Regions from separate parts of the Homo sapiens genome. Here regions 1 and 3 are each linked to region 2. The links are chromatin contacts, found by Hi-C or POLR2A ChIA-PET in ENCODE. All regions are on one chromosome and are shown on one strand. Each heading gives the region's core, a stretch centred on a gene start or an enhancer-like site at or near the end of the contact. The rest is flanking DNA. Distances are from core to core; before and after follow the strand shown.

Evidence for each region. Hi-C counts contacts between places; a loop is a spot of excess contacts on that map. ChIA-PET counts read pairs that join two places held with the same protein, here RNA polymerase II (POLR2A). Pooled maps may share reads with other maps.
Region 1: a loop to region 2 is called in a pooled map, with 5 times the contacts of the local background. The contact joins the enhancer-like site here to the promoter of LAMTOR4 in region 2. A Hi-C loop is called at or near these places in 2 of 50 pooled maps. POLR2A ChIA-PET finds 5 or more read pairs at or near these places in 3 of 52 experiments (H1, PC-9 and activated T-cell).
Region 3: a map of ovary shows a loop between it and region 2 (10-fold over the local background). The contact joins the promoter of GIGYF1 here to the promoter of LAMTOR4 in region 2. A Hi-C loop is called at or near these places in 2 of 168 maps with a recorded cell type or tissue (ascending aorta and ovary) and 8 of 50 pooled maps. POLR2A ChIA-PET finds 5 or more read pairs at or near these places in 4 of 52 experiments (GM12878, OCI-LY7, activated B cell and 1 more).

The regions. Positions count from the first base shown.
Region 1 is chr7:100,836,174-100,838,873 of GRCh38, reverse strand. It overlaps SLC12A9-AS1 (SLC12A9 antisense RNA 1), which reads left to right. Exons shown (of 2, transcript NR_146550.1): 2 at 1,295-1,560. It also overlaps a transcript of SLC12A9 not described here. Among named protein-coding and RNA genes, the nearest start is that of EPHB4, 10 kb to the right of the region's middle. RefSeq lists enhancers at 1,241-1,320, 1,331-1,380, 838-1,757, 1,758-2,677, 2,678-2,700. Within about 2 kb of position 1,418, at least 32 of the 41 ENCODE cell types and tissues checked have a DNase peak (open chromatin) inside an H3K27ac peak, as active enhancers do.
Region 2 is chr7:100,147,398-100,150,181 of GRCh38, reverse strand. It overlaps LAMTOR4 (late endosomal/lysosomal adaptor, MAPK and MTOR activator 4), which reads right to left and starts at 1,264. Exons shown (of 4, transcript NM_001008395.4): 1 at 1,207-1,264; 2 at 603-683. The coding sequence starts at 1,209. RefSeq lists silencers at 695-784, 795-884 and enhancers at 424-1,036, 1,185-1,294, 1,565-1,624, 1,649-2,261.
Region 3 is chr7:100,692,822-100,695,559 of GRCh38, reverse strand. It overlaps GIGYF1 (GRB10 interacting GYF protein 1), which reads left to right and starts at 1,310. Exons shown (of 27, transcript NM_001375765.1): 1 at 1,310-1,450. RefSeq lists an enhancer at 1-204, silencers at 892-1,051, 1,492-1,591, 1,762-1,881 and a cis regulatory region at 743-2,236.

The sequences.
Region 1 (2,700 bases), core at 169-2,668, 690 kb before region 2:
TTTACAGATAACATGGCTGATTAGGTCAGAGGTCGATCTTCAACTACTAGGCCTAAGTTATGGCACCGGGCTGTCTGCTTGTAGATTTTATTTCTGCCTTTTAGTTTTTACTTTTTCTTTCTTTAGAGGCAGAAATTAGGCATAAGACAATATGAAAGGTAGTCTCCTCCTTTACTAAAAATGCAAAAAAATTAGCCGGCGTGGTGCTACACACCTGTAATCCTAGGTACTGGGGAGGGTGAAGTGGGCAGATCGCTTGAGCCCCAGAGGCCAGGTCGCAGTGAGCCAAGATCGCGTCACTGTACACCAGCCTTGGTGACAGAGTGAGACTCTGTCTCAAAATAAATAAATAAATAATAGTATCTCCTCTGCTCAGAAGTGTCTCAGAATGCTAGGCATGGTGGCCCATGCCTGTAATGTGGCCTCTCCATCACCACATCTCTCTTCTCACCTCCTGCGCGTGCCCCACTAGGGCCTCTGGGCTGTTCCTCAGACAACTCCAGAACCTCTTTTAGGTCTTCTGGACTCAAATATTATCTTCCTAGTGAAATCTTCCCTGCGAATCCCATTTAAAATTGAACCACATGGCTGGGTGCTATACTCCCAATGCTTTGGAAGGTGGAGGCAGGAGGATCACTTGAGCCCAGGAGTGTGAGACCAGCCTGGGCAACATAGCAAGACTGTCTCCACAAAAAAATTTTACAACTTGAAATAGCCGGGTGCGGTGGCTCACGCCTGTAATCCCAGCACTTTGGGAGGCTGAGGCGGGCAGATCACGAGGTCAGGAGATCAAGACCATCCTGGCTAACATGGTGAAACCCTGTCTCTACTAAAAATACAAAAAAATTAGCCAGGCATGGTAGAGGGCGCCTGCAGTCCCAGCTACTTGGGAGGCTGAGGCAGGAGAATGGCGTGAACCCAGGAGGCTGAGCTTGCAGTGAGCGAAGATCACGCCACTGCACTCCAGCCTGGGCAACAGAGCAAGACTCTGTCTCAAAAAAAAAAAAAAAAAAAAAAAAAAATTGAAATAAATGTTTTAAAAATAAATAGATGAAATAAAATTGGCTCAGGTTTATAATCCCAACACTTTGGGAGGCCAAGTGTGGAGGATCACTTGAGGTCAAGAGTTCGAGGCTGCAATGAGGTATGACCTTGCCCATGCACTCAGCCTAGGCAACAGAGAGAGATCCTGTCTCAAAAAAAGAAAGGAAGTTAAGCTCCACGAAACAGGAGCTTCAGTTTTCTTCGCTGCTGCCCTGCGCCTGGAATAACCAAACATTCACTGTGGCTGCAGGAATCCTCCGGAATCCGCCCCACTGCACGCCAGCAGTCGGAGGCCTGGGGCGTGCTGCCCACGTGACTGACGGCCGGGAAGGAAAGATGGCGGCGACTATGATGGCTTCAGAGAGAGGGCAACCAACGAGAGGACGCCGCCCGCCAGAGCGTCCACACCGCCGCTTTTTCTGCGGTTGCGTCCTGGGAAGGCGCGAATTGTGTGGCTACGGGCGGGTCGTCCTCTCCACCATTTTTTAATGGAAAAAATAATAATTCTCAAAGACGGTTTGGTCTGACCTGCCTCCCCACCTCTTGGCATCCGCAGGATCGCAGGCGTGTAAAAGACGGGATTGTGGGACTGGGCCCAGTGACTCATGCCTGTAATCCCAGCGCTTTGCGGGGCCAAGGCCAGAGTATCTCTTGAGCCCAGGTGTTCGAGACCAGCCTGGGCAACATAGCGAGCCCCCATCTCTATTTTTAAAAATGGTGTATAGATATAGAGGAGATCGTGGGATTCAGTATCTGAGATTTTCTACCTTGGTGTCAACGCCCCTGTCAACCTATTAGGTGACCTCAGAGTGTTCCCCCAGCCCTCAATTCTAGGGATCCCAGATCCTGGAACACACACATGCCCCGTCTGCCCCTTCGGGACAAGGAGATCTAATGGCACTCTCAGAATTAGGCCTTAAATGCTAATTTCCTGGAGATCCGCCCACCTCACCCCCACCCTCCCCCACCCCATTCCTGCTGTAAACTCCCCAGGATTAAGTCTGGTGAATCTGCGCCCCCCTCCCCCAGGTCCCAGGGGCAGATGAGCCCTTGGGCACCGCCCCTCCAATTTCCTGCAGACCCAGCAAACAAAAGACTCTCGGGAAGAGAGGCGAGCTGAGCAGGGCGCCCTTCCTGCAAGAACAGCTGATGGGGCAAAACGGCCCAGGAGTGAGCCGAGGGGAGGGATGAAATTCCAGGGTTCCTGGAGGGCAGCAGTGCGAGGCTAGACCCCTGGATCCTGGGGAGGGAGGGTATCTGGGCAGCAGCTGGATGTGGAAGGCTCTGGCCAGACAGGTTGCTGGGCTGTGGCGCATGGGGTGATGTCAGCCTTAGGGAATGGAGCGGGGGGTGGGTTTTCTGAGGTTCAGGTGAGCTCTCTGGTCCCCAGGCTGGAAGAGTGGGGCCTGGGAGAGGGCTGAGGCCCTGCGTCATCTCCTCTGGGGCCCGGCCTACCTTCCCCTGGCCCGACCTGCTACCCTCGGTGCCGGCCCCACCCGGCCTGGCTTCCTGCTCCTCCCCACACACATCTTTCTGTGCCAAGCTTCCCTAACCAGCCCAAGAGCTTCTTGTCCCTTCCAGACCCCGGTATCCTGGCCTCCAGCCACAAATAGTCCTTCTTACTTTCCCTCCTAGAGCCAGCCTCCTGCCTGCCCC
Region 2 (2,784 bases), core at 15-2,514:
AAATAAAGGCCAGACGTGGTGGCTCACGCCTGTAATCTAGAGACCTAACACCATACAGTACTATGGAACAAAATACAAATGCCTTTTTAAGAAATACCAAATAAAGGCCAGGCATGTTGGCTCACGCCTGTAATCCCAGCACTTTGGGAGGCTGAGGCAGGTGGATCACCTGAGGTCAGGAGTTTGAGACCAGCCTGGCTAACACGGTGAAACCCCGTTTCTACTAAAAATACAAAAAATTAGCAGAGCATGGTGGCACGTGCCTATAATCCCAGCTACTCGGGAGGCTGAGGCAGGAGAATCGCTTGAACCCCGGAGGCGGAGGTTGCAGTGAGCCGAGGTCGCACCACTGCACTCCAGCTTGGGCAACAAGAACGAAACTCAGTCTCAAAAACTATAAATAAATAAATCGCAGCCGTTAGGAGACTAAGATTCCACAGACTGATTACTGAAAGTAATTGCAAAAACTGCAAATACTTTTGTACCAACCTAATAGATGCCAGGCAGGAAACCAGATAAAAGCCGAGAAAAGAAGGGCCAATATTAGAAGGGGTTACCGGGCTGTGTGCACTAAGGGACCCCCTCCCTTTCCCAGAACGCACCGCCAGCACTGCACCTTCACTCAGTACCAGGTAGCCGAGCTGGTCTGGGATTCGCTCCAGCCCCTGGGTCAGCGCAGAAGTCTAGTGGGTAAAGATGCAAGTCGTGAGAAGCATGCTAGAGGGATGGACGGCCCGATACCCTTCACCTGCAAACCCAAGTCTCTGGGTTGACGATGGCCCCAGGTTTTCTCATTCCCCAGCCAGGTCCCTTCCCGGCCCCCTCCCCCCTACATGGTCCTCAATACTGATCTTCCCGAGCCTCCATCTGCCCCCACTCTCGCCCCCGGGCTCCCCTGGCCTTCCACATCCCACCTTTGCTACCCCAAGGGGCCTTTGCTGCCCCACTGGCCCCTGCCCCCAGACCCTCTCTTCACCTCCCTTCGTCTCCGCCCGACCTGCAGACTACCCGCAGCCCCAGAACACCCTCCCACAGACCCCTCCCCAGCATTCTCGTCGCCATCCCTCCCATTTCCATCCCCTCTTCCTCCCCGAGCGGATAGGAGGTGAGGGTGGAGCGCAGGCCCACCAGGGGGAAACCACACAGACTGGGGAGCAGAGACGCTGAACCCCCGGCGGGTCCTCTCGCGCATGCGTCCTCACTCACCATCGCAGTCTTCGGTGCTGGGGGAGCTCCCTACCAGATAGGTAGCTTCCGGCTTCAGGCCCCGGTCACGTGCTTGCAGCCGCTGCGCTCCTCCTTCTGCTTGCGCCACTGGCCTTTAGCCCCGCCTCTAGCATGAGGATTGGACAGTGGCCACGTCGTCAGACCCAACCAGCCAGTGCGAAGCGCTGTTTCCCGGAGGCGCACGTTGATTGGTGATATCCCCTCTTTAACACCCATCTCCCCGCCCCTCAGTGCCTGAGCGAGAGGAAGACGCGGGAGCGTCCGAGGAGGGGAGGATCTGGGAGGGGCGGGAGTAGGCCGGGGTTGACCGTTTGGTCCTGGGCGCACTGTCTGGAGCCAGAGTTCCGCCTGAGCCAGGATGCCCGCTGGTGTGACCCCCCCAAATGAATCCCTTCCCAGGTTTAAGACTGGACCCAAAAACTAGAGAATAAAAGGAAATAACGTGCAATGCATGTGAAAAACTATTCAAGGCTGGGCGCCGTGGCTCACGCCTGTAATCTCAGCGCTTTGCGAGGCCGAGGACGGATCATTTCAGGGCAAGAGTTCGAGACGAGCCTGAGCAACATAGCGAGACCCTCCCCAGTCCCCCCGCTCCAACCACCTCTACAAAAAAATAAGAAAATAAGCCGGGCATGGTGCCTCACGCCAGTAATTCCAGCTACTAGGGAGGCTGATGGAGGAGAATCTCTTGAGCTCAGCAGTTGCAGAGTGCAGTGAGCTATTATGGTGCCACTGCACTCCAGCCTGGGTGCCCTTCCTCTAAAAAAAAAAGAAAAGAAAAGGAAAAAAAAGGTACTCAAATGCTACTTTTTTTTTTTTTTGAGTCGGAGTCTCACTCGGTCGCCCAGGTTGCAGTGCAATGGCGCGATCTCTGGCTCAATACAACTTCCGCCTCCCGTGTTCAAGCAATTCTCCTGCCTCAGCCTCGCGAGTAGCTGGGATTACAGGCGCCCACCACCACGCCCGGCTATTTTTGTGTTTTTAGTAGAGATAGGGTTTCACCATATTGGCCAGGCTGGTCTCAAACTCCTGACCTCGTGATCCGCCCGCCTCGGCCTCCCAAAGTGCTGGGATTACAGGCTTGAGCCACCGCGTCCGGCCCTCAAATGCTACTTTTGTGCCTACTCAAGACAGCTCTTTGTTGAAGACAAGAATTTGTTCCCGAAGTGGTTTTTTTGTCCCCAGATTCAGTCCGGGACAATGTGGTGGTAAATAGAATCCCCAGCTAGCCAATGCAGCTGCAATACTGAATATTCATTCCCTACAGGAAAAAATTAGAAACAGTACCTTGGAATGATACACACACACACACACACACACACACACACACACATCACACAATATATGTAAACATTAGAAATTTTTGTTTTAAATAATTTCTAAACCTGTTGCCATATTAATGTGGTGGAGGCTGTGTTAGTGAAATAATATGAAGAATGATTCTAGAAGCCTGGGCAACATAGCAAGACCCCATCTCTAAAAATTTAAAAATTAACCAGGCATGATACTGCACATGTAGTCCCAGCTACCCGGGAGGCTGAGGTGGGAGAATCGCTT
Region 3 (2,738 bases), core at 61-2,560, 550 kb before region 2:
AAAAAAAAAAAGCTGGGCGTGGTGGTGTGCCCTGGTAGTCCTAGCTACTCAGGGTGCTTGAGGCAGGAGGATTGCTTGAGCCCAGGAGGCGCAGGATGCAGTTAACCGTGATCGCGCCACTGCACTCCAGCCTGGGCGACAGAGCAAGACTCTGTCTTGGAAAACAAACAAACAACAAATACAATAAATTAAAAAAATTAGTTGGGTGTGGTGGCACACAGCTGTAGTCCCAGCTACTCAAGAGGCTGTGGCAGGAGGATCCCTTGAGACCAGGAGTTCAAGACCAGCCTGGGCAATGTTATGAGACACGCCACCCGCCCAGTCTTTACAGAGAATAAAAAAGTTATCTGGGTGTGATGGTGCACACCTATAGTCCCAACAATTCAGGAGGCTGAGATGGGAGGATCGCTTGAGACACGGGAGTTGGAGGCTGCCGTAAGCCGAGATCGGGCTAGTACACTGCAGCTGGGGCAACAGAGTGAGACCCTGCTTCAAAAAAATAAATAAATAGGGGCCGGGCGCGGTGGCTCACGCCTGTAATCCCAGCACTTTGGGAGGGCGAGACAGGCGGATCACTTGAGTGGTCAGGAGTTCTAGACCAGCCTGGCCAACAAAAATAAGCCAAACGTGGTGGTGTGTGCTTGTAATCTCAGCTACTCGGGAGGCCAAGGCATGAGAATCACTTGAATCCGGGAGGCGGAGGCTGCAGTGAGCCGAGATCGCGCCACTGGACTGCAACCTGGGGGACAGAGCAACACTCTGTCTCAATAATTAAATAAATAATTAAAAAAATAAAGAGGCTCCTGAGAGTCAACTTATTTGCCTGAGCCACTTATTTCACACATCCCAGGACGCCTGATGAAGGGTTCTGGATTTTATTGTCTCCTGTCATCCAGGCGGGCTTCCTGGAGGAAACCGGACCGCCAGGGAGGCCGCGGCCTCGGTCCCAGAGGTCGCGCGTCGCGGGGCCGGGGGAGGTGGGGGAGAGGAGGCCGCTCTGGGGCCGATCCCGCCCGCAGCTGGGGGCCCCCGTCACGTGACCAGCCGGGCGCCCAGGTCACGTGTCGGGGCGGGGAGGGGGGGGGCTGTCGGGGGCGACGGGCGTCCGGGCAGTGGCGCGCGCGGCACGCGAGCAGCGCACGAGGAGAGGTGGCGCGGGCCGGAGCCGCGGAGGGAGGCGGCGGCGGCGGCGGCGGCGGCGGCGGCGGCGGCGGCGGCGGCGGCGGCGGCGGCGGCGGCGGCGGCGGTGGAAGGGGCGGCCCCGCGGCCCCGCGTCCGCGTCACGTGGTGCGAGGCGGGCAGCCATCTTGCTACAAACACAAACACAGAGGAGCGGCCGCCGCGGGAGCGCCAGCGCCCCCTCCCCCGCTGCTAGCCGCCGTCGCCGTCCCCGGCCCCCGCCCGCCGCGCGCCGCCCACGCCCCGGGACCGGACCCTCGCGCCGCCCGCGGTAAGCGCCCAGTGGCCCCGCGGCCCCCGGCCCGCAGCCCAGCCCCGGGGCAGGCCCGCCCCCGACGCCGCGGCGGCCGCGCCGAGCCCGCGAGCTAGAGAAGCGCCGGAGCCAGCGCGCGGGCCGCCAGCGAGGACCCTCCCCCGTCTCCTCCCCGAGGCCGCCGCAGCCCGGTGCGTCCTCCCGCTCTCCCGCCCGCTCCGGCCCATCCCCGCCGCCGGGACCCTCCCCCAGAGCCGGCCAGCCTCGGGGAGGCCCCGGGAGGCCGGCGCCCGGCTTAGGGGGCGACCGCTCGCCCCCCTCGCACCTGGCGCCCCTCCCTGAAGGGCACGCCGTCCTCCCGGGCCGGCGCGCTGCCTTCCACCCCCGCGCTCCTAACGGTCGCCCCCGGGCCCCTGCCAAGCCCTGCCCTGGGCCGCCTGGGGGCCCCCGACCCTAGCGTCCTAGGGTGGCCGGGCCCCGCGCTTCCCGGAGTTCTCCCCAGCGCGCCTTTGGGTTCCCCTCGGAACGAGCTGGGCCTTGCGGTTCCCCAGGTCCAAGCGTTCCACGACTTTGGCCAACATGGAAGCCTTGCCCTCCACCCAGGCACCTCGCCTGGGTCCTCCTCACCTCTGTTTCCTTTCGCTCCGGCGATCTTAGTGCTGGGTCATTGGGGTCTCCTTCTTCCCAGTTGCTCGGCCGCGGGAAATACCTTCCTTAGCAGAGACTGCTTGTCCTCCCCGTCCCAGGCCAGGCCCTTCTCAGCTCATGCCCCTCCGTGCAGCAGCTCCCTGGCCACAGCTCTCACACTTTGCCTTAAAAAAAAAAAAAAACAAAAAAATTTCCGAGTAACTTTTTAAAAGCCCCTCGTCTCTCTTCTCTGTTATACAGTCATTACTCGCATTCCCGGTCAGACTCCAGGTCTGTTGCATCCTAGTGCTAGGAACTAGGAGATGCTACATAAAGACTTGTTAGCTGGATTGGATTTTTTTTTTCCAGCCACCCAAGCCTTACTTCCCTCCTGCCTCTCAAAGTGTCGTTCTGGAAGATCGTCAGCTTTCCCACCCTCTTGTGCACTGCCTCTTCGAGTCTATATAGAAGTTTCAATTTAGAACCCCGCCAACCCCTCGCCTTTGGCATGGAAACACCATCGGTGGTACCAGTAAGGGTCTCTCCTTTGCTGCCGACATGGGGGATTTGGGGTTCTTTCTCCTTCCCATCTTTCCTGTGCCCTTTGCAGACCTAGGCTAGCCACCCTCCACCAGGCTAGCCAGCTCCAATCTGATTTTCTTAGATTGTAGGTCTTGGT